Linked DNA regions of Homo sapiens: region 2 is linked to region 1. A link is a contact called in ENCODE Hi-C or POLR2A ChIA-PET data. All regions are on one chromosome and are shown on one strand. The core of a region is the stretch at or near the end of the contact, and the rest is flanking DNA. Distances in the headings are between cores, read along the strand shown.

Region 1 (3,219 bases), core at 451-2,950:
GATCCAATGATAAATCTTGTCCTTTTGCTCATGCAGTACTTACTGATGGCTTAATGAAGAGCCAAGTGATGGGGGAAACTCAGAGGTGAAGGAGACCTGGGTTCAGCCCCAAGGAGTCAGAACCTTGGAGACAGAACAAAGAAATGAACCAAAACCCTCTGGCAGTTGTCATATGCATGGCCCCCTGAACCAGGGGAGCTCAGAAAGGGAAGACAGGCACTCCTAAGGGAAGGCCTCATGGAAGCACAGCTTCTGAGCAGTTGGGAGAGGGCAGCGGAAGTGGAGAGAAGGGGATTGCATGAGGGAGTGAAGGCTCTATGGGGAAAGTCCAGGGCAGAGATGGGAAGGAGCAGAGACTAGCCAGAAGGACAGGAGGGGCTGGCCAGTGCAGGCTGGGAGAGGCTCAGGGCTCTGATCCCCAACCCAGACTGAATCTAGGATCAACTCACCATACTTGTCTGAGAGGCATAAGAATGGGCCTCGGAGTGCATGAGGGGGAGAGGGGCCCTGTGTACCCAGGTCCTACAGTGGCTCATTTTCAGCCCTGCTGGCATGCCAAATGGCCCTGCGCTTGATCTCTGCCAAACAAAGTGAAGACTGCCCCTTCTCTCCTGACATCCCTGATCCCCAGCTTCTCTTCCAGTCCCAGTTTCCCAATCCCCAGCCAAAACTCCCAGGAGGCAGGAGAGGACCACCTAATCTCCCTTCCCAGCAAGTCCCCTTTCTGTTCTCAGTTCAACTGAGCCACACTACCGCCTTTCCCAAAGGGCGATGGGAACAGGGACCTGAATTTCTGGGACCATCTCTATTTCAAATACACTGGCCCCCTGGCGCCTTGGACCTTCACACTTGCCCGGTTGTGTGTTGCTGATTTTTAGTGCAGAGCATGAGGTCACCAGAGCAGGGGGCCCTGGATTGGGAGACTATGCCCTGGGACTGGGCATCAGGGCTCCAACGTGCAATGGTGAGGCTGCCTTGGTCCTGTGTAGCGCTCCCTCTCCTCCCCTCCCCACCACGCTTCCATTCCATCCTCACACTGTGTTTGTGTCCATGTCTGTCTGCATCAGGAGAACAGCCACCTCTTGGAGAACGAGGGCTCCATCTCATTTGCCTCCAGATTCTCCCTGCTTCCCACTAGCCAGCTGCATGTTTTGAGTTGTCAATGAAATCTGTTAAACAACAAGAAAATTTGGAAACATGCCTACTGGACTCTGGGGAAGATACCCCTGTCTTGGCAGTAGATACTGCACTTGGGAGCTCTCAACTGGGAGGGCTTGGGCCTTGGAGTCGGAGATCTCCAATAGCCAGGAGAGGCTGGTGGTTGGGAGAGATCAGCAGATGCTGAATCGGTGCTCGGAAGTCCAGCTCCTCCGCCTTCCATGGCCGAAGGGCTCCACCCAGAGGACAGTCAGCTTAATCCCTGTTCACACAGACCTTTCTCCACCAGGTGTAGAGAAGGCTCTGCCCAGCTTTCATGAAGAAACTCAGAAACCCCCAGTGCCTCTCCAGAATGACTGTAAAATACCTCCTTCTGCCAGAAGAGCCAGTCCTCAGCCCTTCCCTCCAGCCCCAGGAATGCCCCCTGTCTGCAAATAAGAGTGGAATTGGGGCAGTTCAGAATTCTGCCTCCCACCTGGGGGAGCTCTGAGAACCAAATGAGGCAGGCTGTAGATGGGAACAAGCTACAAAAAAAAAAAAAAGTACACAGCACTGTTCAAACCCTAGGGGGTTTTTGGTTGTTGTCTACAAGGCAAGAGGTGCTTTAAGAAAATTCTCCCCTCCTGTTTTCACTTCCTCTTCTCTCTCTTAACCCTGGGAAGGGGAAAATCCTACAAAGATTAGCAGCTGATGTGTGAAAGAACCAAAACAACATTCTTCTAGTTGCATTTTAACAGTATCTTCTGGCAGCCACCACGGGACTGGGTTCTGATGTTCCCAGCTCAAGGCCAGAAAGAATCACTGGATCAGAATGAAGCGTGCAGTTGGAAGAGATCTTAAAGGCCCTCTAGTCCAATGCACCAACACGCTGTCCTGTTAAAGTGTGTCAAATTGTGCCCTGGAGCATAGCCGCCTCCAGGTGAAGGGTGAGCACTACCATATCGGCAGCCCTGTTGAGGACATTGGCTCTGGGTTATGCTAAACCACATGGGCCCACTATCCACTCACCTGCGGCAGGGGCCGTGTTGTATTTCAATGGCACAGAGAACCCAGGGATGCCCTCATCCTGCCCAGCCTTGTTGTGATCCTCCTCTCACAACAAGTTCCCGGGGGAGCCAGGCCAAGGAGCTCATGAGAGGAAATGGGAGTCAAAGTCCCGCTGCTGTCCCCAGCTGCACCCACACCAGGGATGTCACCGAGCTCTGAGAACAGTTCCTAGACTAACTGGTATTGATCGTAATGAATCTTTGTGCTACACATGGTGCAAGGCCCTGGGATGAGCAAAACTGGGAGCAACCAGTAAGAGAGAAGGACATGTTCAGAGGGTCTGGGAAGTGGGAAAATGAGGTGTGAAGAGTGTAGCTAAAAGGTGGCCCCAGCAGGCCTCTGAGGGAAACCAAGCCATGACACACACTGACACTCTGCTCCGGTGCTGCCCCACACCTCCCCAGCCTGACGAACGCCTGCCCTGCTGTCAGGATGCAGCCCAAATGTGCCTTCCTCTGCAAAGCCTTTCCCAGCATCTCCACTTCCAGAGAGAGACCGACGCGCCCCCGTCTGTGGCTTAGACAGTCTGTGTCTTCTACCAAAGAAGGTGTTTCCAGCCTGAGGCACCATGGTATCCCCCAGAGCCTGGCTCATGATGGGTATTAAAGAAATATTTTTAATTAATTAATTAATTTTTTAACAATAGGGTCTCACTCTGTCACCCAGGCTGGAGTGCAGTGGCACAATCATAGCTCACTGCAGCCTCCAAGTCTTGGGCTCAAGCGATCCTCCCACCTCAGCCTCCCAAGTAGCTAAGACTACAGGTACACTGCTCTGTCTGGATTTATTTTTTAATTTTTTGTAGAGACAAGGTCTCGCTATGTCACCCAGGCTAGTCTTGAACTCCTGACCTCAAGGGATCCTCCTGCCTCAGCCTCCCAAAGTGCTGGGACTACAGGTGTGAGCCACTGCACCTGTCCTGAAGAAATATGTGTTGGCTTTCATATTTGTGCCCCAAGTGACTAATACAATATATTACAGAATAGAAGCTGGGCAAATATTCCATGAATGAAT
Region 2 (3,219 bases), core at 334-2,833, 250 kb after region 1:
AAGGACCCTGTGAGAGTTATGAAAGCGGAGTTGCCTCTGTACCAGCCCCCCACCCTGAGAGGAGTTCACTGCAGTAAAAATGGTGAGAGAAATGGTGGGCCAAGAAAGGAGTGGTCTCGCTGCCTCTGCCACTCCCACTCCTCCCATGGGCACCAAATTGGGTCTAGCGTCTCGGGTTCGAGGCTCCACTCTTCCCACAGCATCCTTGACAGCTAAGGGCACCGCTGGGTTTCCGCTTCCGAAACCAGGCAAGTCAGGGGCTGGTCCAGCTGATCTCCAAGGTCCTTCCTAAGAATCTGGGATCTGGAGGATCCCAGGGTCGAACGGAGACGGCTCAGGGGGTGCGGCTAAAATGCAAATGGGGGATCCTCCCCAGCACCCATCGGTCCCAAAGAGAAGGTAACCCATAGCTGAGCGTCGCCTGCTCCCCTCGGGCCCTCCCGTGGCCCTCCGTTTCATACTGGTCTCATCGCTAAACCCGGGCCTCTCCTACCTCACGACTCACCCTGAAGTCAGAGAAGGTCCAACGGACCCCACCCCGATAGGCTTGGAAGGGGCAGGGGTCCCTGACTTGCCCCATCCCCTGACTCCCCGCCCCGCGTCCCCAGCGCCATGGGGGAGTGGGCGTTCCTGGGCTCGCTGCTGGACGCCGTGCAGCTGCAGTCGCCGCTCGTGGGCCGCCTCTGGCTGGTGGTCATGCTGATCTTCCGCATCCTGGTGCTGGCCACGGTGGGCGGCGCCGTGTTCGAGGACGAGCAAGAGGAGTTCGTGTGCAACACGCTGCAGCCGGGCTGTCGCCAGACCTGCTACGACCGCGCCTTCCCGGTCTCCCACTACCGCTTCTGGCTCTTCCACATCCTGCTGCTCTCGGCGCCCCCGGTGCTGTTCGTCGTCTACTCCATGCACCGGGCAGGCAAGGAGGCGGGCGGCGCTGAGGCGGCGGCGCAGTGCGCCCCCGGACTGCCCGAGGCCCAGTGCGCGCCGTGCGCCCTGCGCGCCCGCCGCGCGCGCCGCTGCTACCTGCTGAGCGTGGCGCTGCGCCTGCTGGCCGAGCTGACCTTCCTGGGCGGCCAGGCGCTGCTCTACGGCTTCCGCGTGGCCCCGCACTTCGCGTGCGCCGGTCCGCCCTGCCCGCACACGGTCGACTGCTTCGTGAGCCGGCCCACCGAGAAGACCGTCTTCGTGCTCTTCTATTTCGCGGTGGGGCTGCTGTCGGCGCTGCTCAGCGTAGCCGAGCTGGGCCACCTGCTCTGGAAGGGCCGCCCGCGCGCCGGGGAGCGTGACAACCGCTGCAACCGTGCACACGAAGAGGCGCAGAAGCTGCTCCCGCCGCCGCCGCCGCCACCTCCGCCACCGGCCCTGCCCTCCCGGCGCCCCGGCCCCGAGCCGTGCGCCCCGCCGGCCTATGCGCACCCGGCGCCGGCCAGCCTCCGCGAGTGCGGCAGCGGCCGCGGCAAGGCGTCACCGGCCACCGGCCGCCGAGATCTGGCCATCTAGGGGCGGGCACCGCCTCGCGCGGACTGGACGGCGAGGGCCGGACCCCGCCACCTCCGCCCGCACCGCAGAAGCCGGAAGCTGCTTCCACCAGAGCTGTCGCGGGACCTGCCCCGGCAGGAGACGCGTTGTGGGGACGGCCCGCGGGCGGCATCGCACTTGCCTCGTACTGCCTCCCAGTGGCTGCCGGCGGCACCTGGGGCAGGCCGGGCTGGGGGCGGAGAATGAACTCAGGCAGGTCCTGGATGCCACCACCCAGGTGGAAAGGAAGGAGACCAGGACCCTGAGAGAGAGTGGACCCGAGGGGGAGAACAGAGCGGAAGGTGGAGAGTGGTTGTTTTACTGGGGACAAAAACAACTGTGATGCCAGCATTCTCAGGCACTCTCTGTGTTCAGAGAGAGAGTGGTCCCCCTGTGGGCTCTCTGCGAGTGTGCATACACGGACACATAAGCACTGTGAGCTGTGTGCACGCGCACCTGTACACCCTGTGTGAGCGCTGTGCATGTGCGCGCATGTGTACACCCTGCGTGAGGCCCACTTGTGCACACAGACACACGTAACCCTCCCGGGTGAGCTGTGTGCACATGCACACAGAAACATATGCCCCTTGAGAGCTGTGTACTCACATCCCTGTGAGCTTTGTGTGAGTGCATTGTGCACACACGCACATGTCCATTCTGTGTGGGCTGCGTGTGCACACCTGTACACAGAAACATCCTTGTGCGCTATGTGTGCATGTGTACATCCGGCGTGACCTCTGTGTGTGCACGCGTGTGTGTGTGATCTCTGATATGCACTGCGGGGGTGGCCAGGATCCGATGCCAGCTGCAGCCACAATGGCTCCCTCCCTACCACCCTAACCCAGCCCACCTGCCAGGGCATCACAGGAGGTCTGTCCCCCCCTCCCAAGAGACCCCGCCCAGGGAGGGAAGAGGAGGAGAGGCTCCCTTTCCCCGGGCAGGCCTCAATCCTCGGGAGCCTATGAGCAACATCCTCACAGTACCCCTTGTGGCGAGGCGGGGGCTGGGCGCTTTCATGGAGGTGGGGTGGGGGTGGGCGGCGGGCCAGAGGGCAACCCAGACGTGTGTTATGCCTCCCTCCTCCATCTTCATCCTCCCCGCCGCTACTGCTCCCCCAGGCTATAAACGGGAAAGTCCCTTCTGTCCTCAGGAGAAAGCTCCCAAAACACACGCGCTCCCGGCCCTGCCTTCCCTTCCAACCACCCCCTTCTTCCTACTTGCGGGCATTCGAAGAGCTGCTGCCTATGCAGCGCATCCCCCTCCTGTGTCTCCCCTCCCGTCTGCCCTCCCCCTTCACCAGCCAGTGGGCTGCTCTCCATAAGATCACCCAGGACCTAAGCGAGAAATCCAGGGGCCGTCATCGGACTGCACCTTGCGGGCCTCACCGCATCCTGCCTACCAGGCTGTGCGTTCCCCGCCATCACCCCACCCTGTCCTTCTGAGTTCCTGGCGTCTTTCTCAGCTCTCCTGTGCCCCACACAGCAGTGGGAGGTGTTTCTGAATAGCGCCCCCCACTTAAACCCGGGACTGAGGGCAGCACCCCTGCCCTCAGGGTGAGTCAAGCGCCTTCACAAAGCTTCCTTCTGAAGCCCTGCCCCTGTCAGGCCTTCGACTCCACAGCACCGGCTTCCAGGTGTGCTCAGAACCATAGGGAATTTTCTCTTCTAACAAGCACCAGACCTGCTTGCTGCCAAGCGTTTGAAC

The links. Hi-C counts contacts between places; a loop is a spot of excess contacts on that map. ChIA-PET counts read pairs that join two places held with the same protein, here RNA polymerase II (POLR2A). Pooled maps may share reads with other maps.
Region 2: a map of B cell shows a loop between it and region 1 (6-fold over the local background). The contact joins the promoter of GJD3-AS1 here to the enhancer-like site in region 1. A Hi-C loop is called at or near these places in 10 of 168 maps with a recorded cell type or tissue (B cell, CD4-positive, alpha-beta T cell, CD4-positive, alpha-beta memory T cell and 6 more), 5 of 37 single-sample maps with no recorded cell type and 16 of 50 pooled maps. POLR2A ChIA-PET finds 5 or more read pairs at or near these places in 5 of 52 experiments (A549, CD4-positive, alpha-beta T cell, HEK293T and 2 more).

What each region holds. Positions count from the first base shown.
Region 1 is chr17:40,613,977-40,617,195 of GRCh38, reverse strand. No RefSeq gene overlaps it. Among named protein-coding and RNA genes, the nearest start is that of SMARCE1, 32 kb to the left of the region's middle. RefSeq lists enhancers at 1,418-2,007, 2,288-2,407. Within about 2 kb of position 1,700, at least 8 of the 41 ENCODE cell types and tissues checked have a DNase peak (open chromatin) inside an H3K27ac peak, as active enhancers do; they include B cell, CD4-positive, alpha-beta T cell, CD8-positive, alpha-beta T cell and 1 more, where a contact is called at or near this core.
Region 2 is chr17:40,361,209-40,364,427 of GRCh38, reverse strand. GJD3-AS1 (GJD3 antisense RNA 1) reads right to left here and starts at 1,583. Exons shown (of 1, transcript NR_186704.1): 1 at 1-1,583. GJD3 (gap junction protein delta 3) reads left to right here. Exons shown (of 1, transcript NM_152219.4): 1 at 1-3,219. The coding sequence starts at 613. The coding sequence ends at 1,497. RefSeq lists silencers at 1,240-1,349, 1,380-1,459, 1,580-1,649 and an enhancer at 1,477-1,771.